Linked DNA regions of Homo sapiens: region 2 is linked to region 1. Evidence: chromatin loops called from intact Hi-C (ENCODE). Cell type or tissue: IMR-90. All regions are shown on one strand.

Region 1 (5,000 bases):
AGTACATTGAAAACCTTCTGGAAAGGATTCACCCTTCTAGATGCCATTAAGAACTTGTACCTCATGAGAAGAGGTCAAAATATCAATATTAATGGGAATTTGGAAGAGGTTGATTCCAATCCTCATGGATGGCTTTGAGGGGTTCAAAACTTCAGTAGGGGAAATAATTACAGATGTGGTGGAAATATCAAGAGAACTGGAATTAAAAGTGGAGCCTGAAGATGTGACTGAACTGCTGCAATCTCATGATTAAACTTGAAAGGTTGAGGAGTTGCTTCTCATGATGAATTTAAAAAGTTGTTTCTTGAGGTGGAATCTACTACTGGTGAAGATGCTGTGAACGTCATGGAAATGACAATGAAAGATTTAGAATATTACATAAACTTAGTTGAGAAAGTAGTGGCAGGGTTTGAGAGAAATGACTCCAATTTTGAAGGAATTTCTACCATGGGTAAAAATGCTGTCAAACAGCATGGGATGCTATAGAGAAATCTTTCATGAAAGGAAAACTTAAAGCAGCAAACTTTATTGTTGTCTTAAGAAATTGCCACAGCCACATCAGCCCTCAGCAACCACTGTCCTGATCAGTCAACAACCATCAGCCACCACCTTGATCAGTCAACAGCCATCAATATCAAGGCAAGACTCTCCACTACCAAAAGATTATGACTCACTGAAGCTCAGATAATCATTAGCATTTTTAGCAATAAAATATTTGTTGATTATGGTACCTACATTGTTTTTATTGACATAATGCTATTGCATACTTTACAGGCTACAGTATAGTGCAAACATAACTTTTATATGCACTGGAAACCAAAAAGTTTGTGACTCACTTTATTGCAGTGACCTGGCACCCAAACTCCAAGATATGCCTGTAATTCCTCTGTACTTACACTCACTAATTTACCTATTTTCTATAAGAAATATCAATAGTTGTGTTAATTTAGAAATTGGGAAGAAATTTCTAACTATGAAAGTAGTCTCGGCTGGGTGCGGTGGCTCATGCCTATAATCCCAGCACTTTGGGAGGCCGAGGTGGGCAGATCACTTGAGACCAGGAGTTCAAGACCAGCCTGGCCAACATGGCGAAACCCTGTCTCTACTGAAAATACAAAAATTAGCCTGGCATGGTGGCACGTGTCTGTAATCCCAGCTACCTGATACTCAGGAGGCTTGAACCCTGGAGGCAGAAGTTGCAGTGAGCCGAGATCATGCCACTGCACTCCAGTCTGGGCAACAGAGCAAGACTCCATCTCGAAAAAAGAATGTAGACCCCAGGATTTCCTATCAGTACAGAGTAATTTATATTTCAGGAAAAAAGGAGCAGGTAATAATATTTTAAAAATCAGTTCAATTTCAACTTTAATTCTACCTGTATTCTCATACTTACTGAATTGTTAGTCATCTTAAACTGAAAAAAGTTTTGCTGTCAAGCCAAATAAATTTTAGCTTTATTTGAGATAAGAAGTTTGTAAGGTTTGCCCAATAAAGAGTTAAATATTTGTGGCAGATCTCTTCTTCTGAGATCCCTTTTGTGTAAAGATTTAAAGGTTCTCTGAGTTAGAGTAATAGCCTCTGATTTCCTCTCCATCTCTTTTACTGTTTCCCTTTCAAATCTTTGATGCAAGCAAAATAAAAGAAAATGACAGGCTTTCAAGCTTTTGTCTTACGACTTATACGCACAAGTTCTACATTTCAACATTTTTAAATGATCTTATGTATCTTAGTGCCATGAAATTTCAAACCTGAGTCTCTGTCTTTCAGAAGGTAAGGTCAGTCTTTCTTTTGCTCATCATTTTCCTTTATGTCATTTTTAACCACATTGATACCTGGTTACGGTGTGCTCTTTCAATCTCTTTACTCTAGCTCCTTCCAGTGGTAAATCACAGATGTGCTGCAGACAGCAGAGATCTGGGATTCTTTTGATGTGACAGGAGTGCAATGGTGAGTAAAGATTTTCCCTGTACTTTACCAGTTTCTCTTGCTTCCAATTTAAAATTGAAGGTGAGGTTCTAATGGAGCCTGGATCCATTAGTTTATTCAAAATCGTAAGGCACTTTGTTCACTTGGTATAGCACTTTCTCAGGCTGTATAAAGTGGAGCAGTTTCTGAGATGCATGGATAAAAATCTCCAAACCCTGGCAGAAATCCAGCAGTGCAATTCCATAAAGTACATGATATACACATTTGCGCAAGCTGAAGCTTCCTTTGGGCTCTAGGGAAAATAGTGCTTCTAATAATGGCAGCAGGTGTTTTTACTAATGATCTTTTAATGGCATTTTTGATAGTTTTAATTAAACCCCAAATATTTTTGTTGGAAAAAATAAAGGACAAATGGTTTCTAAGGCAAAATAAATAGTGTTTTTAAGAATGCATTTAAAAAGAAAAATTAGAAAGAAAAGGAAACTGCATGTTGTCTCATTAAGGAAAGCAAGTAATGCCTTAATAAAGTCCAACTGGAAGTATAATAATTGAAAGGTACACAGTTAAACCATTGTTATAAAAGTTGATAAAGGTTGCAGTTGGAAAATAGTTTTATGGATTTATTTAAAAATCAATATCATATTCTGTCTCTAAACCAATAAGGAACACAGTATTTATATTACACCAAAATATTTTAAATATATGTAAATATAGGAACAACATTATGGTCTGCTATTAATTATGAAGAGGATCAAAATCTTAGTCAAATCTGACTGCATCCCTAAGAGATGACAGCGAGTTCAAGGGAGCTTTGGATGAGCAATGAGCTTCAACCAGCATGCTTTTTGCTTGGCAAGTTAAACTAATCCAGTTCAAGACTAGAGGCATGTTGGCTTAGAATTATGGATGAAAGCAGGTAATTTATTATTTTCTATATTTTACTTATGATGTCAAAAAGTCTCACCCAACAAGACCTATTTTGGAGTGACAAACAGTAGGATATTCAAAATCTCTGCAGTCCAACACAATGATAGAAAAAAATATCTCAAGACAAAGGACAGGTTCTTGCTTAATATCACCAGTCTCTGCAGAAAATGTGTTCTTCACCTTCTCCTGTGTGTGGTTTCAGTGCTTATTGGAGACGAACTGGTAGTAGAAGCCTTGTTCATTCATCATTTATGAAAGACTTTCCAGTAAAATTAAATTTGGACTAGGACATTACCATGGCCAGCTTGCACAGTTCTAATAATCTGTAGCTTCTGCCTTTCTTTATGCTGTTTCAGAGCCAACCTTCAAAAGCATTATTGTCACAGTAGAAATACTTCTTAGCCACCAAAATGGGCAACACTTCTAAAATTTATTAAAAACTATAAATGAGGTCGAGTATCACGTATAGGGAAAACTGCTAACTTTGCATGTGGTATCCAGAACCCTCCATACTGTGACCCCTATGCACTCTCTGTCCACCTGTCTCCCAACAACCCAACCCTCTCAACCACATCAATCTCCATCCAAGATCCAGCAATAGCCTACTGCCTTTAATTTCAGAAAAAAAAGATCAAGAGGTTTTGTACTAATACACATGATATAATAACTTGCTTCAAATTCACTTCCATGCAAGTTGTGTCTGACAATAAAGCCTGTGCACCCCTTTAAAGCCCTGTTTAGATGAGCTTCCTGACCTTCTTCTTCCAGCTTCTCAGCAAAGCTTTAACAATTGAAGGCAGGCAGGATAGGCTGAGGGCAGAAAGGAGGTGAGAGGACTCTTATCATCTTTGTATCCTTATCTTTTTCAAATTATAGTTTGTGTTATTTAAGATAAAGCTAACTGGTGTGAGATGGTATCTCATTGTGGTTTTGATTTGCATTTCTCTGACGGCCAGTGATGATGAGCATTTTTTCATGTGTCTGTTGGCTGCATAAATGTCTTCTTTTGAGAAGTGTCTGTTCATATCCTTCGTCCACTTGTTGATGGGGTTGTTTGTTTTGTTCTTGTAAATTTGTTTGAGTTCTTTGTAGATTCTGGATATTAGCCCTTTGTCAGATGAGTAGATTGCAGAAATTTTCTCCCATTTTGTAGGTTGCCTGTTCACTCTGATGGTAGTTTCTTTTGCTGTGCAGAAGCTCTTTAGTTTAATTAGATCCCATTTGTCAATTTTGTCTCTTGTTGCCATTGCTTTTGGTGTTTTAGACATGAAGTCCTTGCCCATGCCTATGTCCTGAATGGTATTGCCTAGGTTTTCTTCTAGGGTTTTTATGGTTTTAGGTCTAATATTTAAGTCTTTAATCCATCTTGAATTAAATTTTGTATAAGGTGTAAGGAAGGGATACAGTTTCAGCTTTCCACATATGGCTAGCCAGTTTTCCCAGCACCATTTATTAAATAGGGAATCCTTTCCCCATTGCTTGTTTTTCTCAGGTTTGTCAAAGATCAGATGGTTGTAGATATGTGGCATTATTTCTGAGGGCTCTGTTCTGTTCCATTGGTCTATATCTCTACTTTGGTACCAGTACCATGCTGTTTTGGTTACTGTAGCCTTGTAGTATAATTTGAAGTCAGGTAGTGTGATGCCTCCAGCTTTCTTCTTTTGGCTTAGGATTGACTTGGCAATGTGGGCTCTTTTTTGGTTCCATATGAACTTTAAAGTAGTTTTACCAATTATGTGAAGGAAGTCATTGGTAGTTTGGTGGGGATGGCATTGAATCTATAAATTACCTTGGGCAGTAAGGCCATTTTCACGATATTGATTCTTCCTACCCATGAGCATGGAATGTTCTTCCATTTGTTTGTATCCTCTTTTATTTCATTAAGCAGTGGTTTGTAGTTCTCCTTGAAGAGGTCCTTCACGTCCCTTGTAAGTTGGATTCCTAGGTATTTTATTCCCTTTGATGCAATTGTGAATGGGAGTTCACTCATGATTTGGCTCTCTGTTTGTCTGTTATTGGTGTATAAGAATGCTTGTGATTTTTGCACATTGATTTTGTATCCTGAGACTTTGCTTAAGTTGCCTATCAGCATAAGGAGATTTTGGGCTGAGACGATGGGGTTTTCTAGATATACAATCATGTCATCT
Region 2 (5,000 bases), 790 kb before region 1:
TTAATTCTCATAATGTGCACATATACATTGATTGACTTTTACGGACCAAGCACACTGCTAGGAAGGGCTATATGTTTATTAACAAAGTGTGCTTGGATGGGCTGCCTGTTCATAAAGAAACAGTCAACATCTCTGCCTTTTGGAATTTGGGAAGAAGCCAAGGAGTGCTGATATAAACAGCCAGATGCCCAATTTCAAATTATGATAACTTTTGTGAAGTAAGAGATGCAATAAAAGATTATATCAAAGGGTAAAGGGCAAGATTGGAATACTTAGAATGGCAGAATCTTCCTGGGGAAGTAACTTGGGGGAACACAGTTAAGCAAACAAAGAGCTGGAGGAGGCATACAAAACAGAGGAAAACGTGAATAAGGTCCTGAGTTAGTGGGGACTTCACCAAGGAGAGAAAAGGAGAAAAGGCCAATGGCACCAGGAAAAAGCAATACGTTTGGAGTTTGGAGAGCTGAATGGCGGCACAATCATTAACGGCCTAAGGAGCCAGAGATAGGAATTTGGGTTTTATTCTAAATATAATGAAAAATTATTTAAAGGGAAAAGAATATTCCAATTATGAGAGTGACATTAAATATGACAGTTTCTCATATATAATAGGTATTCTATAAATAGTAGTTCTTCAGAAGTCATGATTCAGATTCCCAGTATAACTAAGTTTCCGTCCCTGAACATGACAAAACAACAGAATCACATTGGTTAGGGAACTCATCAAATTATGGACTGTCACATAAATTGGAACAGCCCAATCTTTACAGTACTCCAGTTCTCAAATCCGTGACTTGATCATATTTCCTACAAATGCTGAAATAAATAAAAGGGCATTGTTTCAAAATATAGAATGGGAAAATAGGTACTTAATGAATGTTGAGTGAAATAAAATATTTTTAAACAAAACATTTTTATATACAAAATCACTTTAAAGCCTATATGGAATGGAAAATTCCTAAATACCTTCTCTGTTAATTTCATGGTGGATATCATTAACCTAATGCTTGCTGATGAAGAGGGTATGCTTCAGGGTGGTTAAGTAACTTTTCCAATGACATCCAACTAGTGAATGAGAGCTGGGAAGACCAAGCAAGCCATATCACTGTTTCTTGTATTTACAAGTTTAAATTCCTAGACTGCAGAGTTCCTGTAGTTTTCATTTGAAATAGAAAACAATGCAAGTAGTAGAAAAGAGAGCAGGCTGACTAGGCAATTAAATGTAAAGTTACCAATAATTGATAGCAGGTAAAAAGATTATGCAAGTGAGCTGTGCGCTGTGGCTCATGCCTGCAATCCCAGCACTTTGGGAGGCCGAGGCGGGCAGATCACCTGAGGTCAAGAGTTCAAGACCAGCCTGGCCAACATGGTGAAACTCAGTCTCTACTAATAATACAAAAAAATTAGCCAAGCGTGGTGGTGCACACCTGTAATTCCAGCTACTCAGGAGGCTGAGAGGCTGAGGCAGGAGAATTGCTTGAACCAGGAGGCAGAGGTTGCAGTGAGCCGAGACTGGGCTATTGCACTCCAGCCTGGCTGACAAGAGCAAAACTCCCATCTCAAAAAAAGAAAAAAAAAAAGATTATGCAAGTGAAATATTTAGTATTTTGACTGGCCTAATGACAACAGAAGACAACAAAACCTCAACTCCCATGGGACTAAGAATGGGATTAAACCAAATCGCCTACATTTGAATAATAACAAAAATCTTACTTGGTTAAAAATTAGTAAGGCTATTCCAACTAGAAATTAAATCTAGTGGTATTTAGCATTTAAAATAGAATAAAAGGGCACCCTTACTCTTCAAATAATATCTAAACCAATCCCCCCTTTCAGTTCATGCTTCTGGATTTAACAAGGCAATCTTAATTTATCATCATAATGACTCACAACGATGATGTTAGTAACCATGCAGTGTGAATACATGGTGAAAGGCAGTTTAGAAATTGTAATACAAAGAAGAATGATGCATGAGATTTCTGAATAAGATGAAAAGGACAGCTGCTGTTGAATCAGAAGTCCTGGCTCTGCTGTATGCATGGCATAGGTCCTTGTTCAACTGAAAAGCAGTTGGCCTCAGTTTCTAGCTGCCCTTCCCCAACTATAAAATATGAATAACACTCACTTCCATAAGATAATGAAAATGAAAACACTTTTCAACACCATGATGGTGTTTGTTGCTACATTTAATGAATCTAAATTACTTATTTTTATTTATTTTTTATGTTTTTAGGAGCAGAGGTTTAATAGGCAAAAGAAAGAGAAAGGAGAAAGGAAAACAGCTCTCTCTCTAGTGAGAGAGAGGGGACTTCCGAGAGAAAAAAGGCCCTCTAAATCACTTTTTAAAAACAATTCCTTTAACAGGGATATGAAAAACCATGTAAAATACAAATGTCAGCAATAAATGTAGATGTTGGAGTCACATATCCTTCCTCCAAATAGTCAATTCTCTTCAAACGATTTGCTTATTGGTGTTACTGTTTTTTGTTTTTTATTTTTTCCCTCCCTTTTCTTTTTTCTTCCAATCACAGATATCAAAGATGTGTTTCTTCATGGAAGCCAGCAGGTGGCTCTCTGGTGTACTACTGCCAAAAACAAAAAACAAACCCCTCAAATCCCCAACTTTCTTATAATCAATCCACTGTGAAAATTTATAATAATCCCCAAAACGGACAGCTAGAAAGCTCACATACAATCATTACTAACATCACAACCCTCCTTTAGTGCACTAACTTCAAAGGTGAAAAACAGTAGTTTAATTTCTGTTCAAAACTCAACAAGCTAGAATGAATTTCTCACCATTCTGACAGCTTCGCATAGGGAGGTAATTTGTTTTTTTCCTCCTCCCTATAGTAAATAGTATCCATTAGAACAAACAAATGACAACAAGCAAATTCAACGAAGAACACAAACATGAATACCTAAAATGGCAGAGTTTATGTTTCTGGAGGACCAGTATTAATAAAGTAAATGACACGAGTTTAGTATTGATTTATTTAAACTCATTATTGTCCTTATAGCATTCATTTCATAAATCTCAAAACAACTTTGAGCCAAACTCTGCTGAAGTCATATTGTTATAGGAAAGGGGTCCCGATCCAGACTCCAAGAGAGGGTTCTTGAGTCTCATGCAAGAAAGAATTCATGGAAGCCCGCAGTGCGAAGGGAAAGCAAGTTTATTAAGAAAGTAAAGGAATAAAAGAATGGCTATTCCATAGACAGAGCAGCCCCGAGGGCTGCTGGTTGCCCATTTTTATGGTTATTTCTTGATTATATGCTAAACAAGGGGTGGATTATTCATGCCTCCCTTTTTTAGACCACATAGGGTAACTTCCTAAGGTTGCCATGGCATTTGGAAATTGCCATGGCGCTGATGGGAGTGTAGCAGTGAGGACGACCAGAGGTCACTGTCATTGCCATTTTGGTTTGAGTGGGTTTTGGCTGGCTCCTTTGCTGCAAGCTGTTTTATCAGCAAGGTCTTTGTGACCTGTATTTTGTGCTGACCTCCTATCTCATCCTGTGACTTAGAATGCCTTAACTGTCTGGGAATGCAGCCCAGTAGGCTTCAGCCTCATTTTACCCAGCTCCTATTTAAGATGGAGTTGCTCTGGTTCACACGCCACTGACAATTTTAATATACATTCAGTCAAACTTCTGGTCAGATATAATAGATTAGTGTGTAGTTTCTGATAACTAATCATTATCCCCAGGTTTCATAGGTATGCCATGCCATGCTCACTACTCAATTGAATATATTATACTCAGAATCAGGTTCGTGATTTACAAGATATTGATCTAGGGGAATAGATTATGATATTATACCATGGATCTCTGAATTTGAGGCACAAACTGCAGTTTGGATAAAGACTGTTTAAAAGACAGTTATGTATTTAGATTTTTAATCATTACTAGCTAGAACAGATTATCTCCAGCCACACATTTGTTTCTGCCAAAGGAACTCAGAGTTTACTGTAAATATGGTTTATTAGGAAAGAAATGCTACAATTTTGGGTGCTACTCAAGGCTGGTAACTTGAATGAATTAATTACTTATGGCTTTAAAGTTAATTCTTACTTGAGGCTTTATAATCATACATATTTTAACATCAAAAGCTTGATAGTAAAAACTAAAAATGATTTTTAAAAACTCTCACAGTATTCCAGATTTGAAATGGAGCAGGTTATTTGTGTGTTATTTTGTAAAGGAAGAAAATTAACTATCCTAGATATTAAGATAGATTCCCTTGGGGAAAAAAAAGAAAAAGGAAAGTAAATATGCAGATTTTGGCTTCCCATCTAGTTGTGGAAGTTACAGTGATATAGTTATGAAACCTGCTTTTTCTTTGTCTTTTTTTTTTTTTTTTTTTTGAGACGGAGTTTCACCATTGTTGCCCAGGCTGGAGTGCAGTGGCGCGATCTTGGCTCACCGCCATCTCTGCCTGCCGGGATCAAGCGATTCTCCTTCTTCAGCCTCCCGAGTAGCTGGGATTACAGGCATGCACCACCATGCCCGGCTAATTTTGTATTTTTAGTAGAGATAGGGTTTCTCCATATTGGTCAGGCTGGTCGCGAACTTCCTACCTCAGGTGATCCACCCGCCTCAGCCTCCCAAAGTGCTGGGATTACGGGCATGAGCCACCATGCCCGGCAAGACGAAACCTGGTTTTTTAAGATTCATAACCATGCTGTAGAATCAGCACATCAGATTCCCCACCCCGACCCGCTGCCACACACACAATTACTGACTCCTTTGCTCAGGACCGTCTGGCAATCTTTTTACACCATCCTTCTTATCAAGGCAGCTAAGAGTTACATTTACAGGCATGTACATCTGCAAACTCAGTCTTAATCAGTGACCAAAACTGTTACAGTAGGAAGTGTCAATTGAGACAAATGATGAGACAAGTCTCAATTATTTTAGGAGGTTTATTTGTCAGAGTTAAGGACGTGCACCTGTGACACTGCCTCAGGAGGTCCTGATGACATGTGCCCAAGGCAGTT

Evidence for each region. A loop is a pair of places that touch in the nucleus more often than their neighbours do. Peaks named below come from ENCODE experiments on the same cell type or tissue, not always from the same donor. Only the 100,000 strongest peaks of a DNase experiment are listed, where the experiment ranks them.
Region 2: it touches region 1 in a loop (14-fold over the local background); 8 of 110 quality-filtered maps call a loop at or near these places.

The regions. Positions count from the first base shown.
Region 1 is chr16:59,409,317-59,414,316 of GRCh38, reverse strand. LOC107984824 (a long non-coding RNA gene) reads left to right here and starts at 1,874. Exons shown (of 3, transcript XR_001752330.1): 1 at 1,874-1,947; 2 at 2,641-2,842. LOC105371298 (a long non-coding RNA gene) reads left to right here. Exons shown (of 5, transcript XR_001752331.2): 5 at 1,632-1,716. In IMR-90, a CTCF peak has its summit at 1,876; no DNase peak of the experiment used is centred here.
Region 2 is chr16:60,201,327-60,206,326 of GRCh38, reverse strand. No RefSeq gene overlaps it. Among named protein-coding and RNA genes, the nearest start is that of LINC02141, 350 kb to the right of the region's middle. In IMR-90, a CTCF peak has its summit at 2,553 (motif pointing right); no DNase peak of the experiment used is centred here.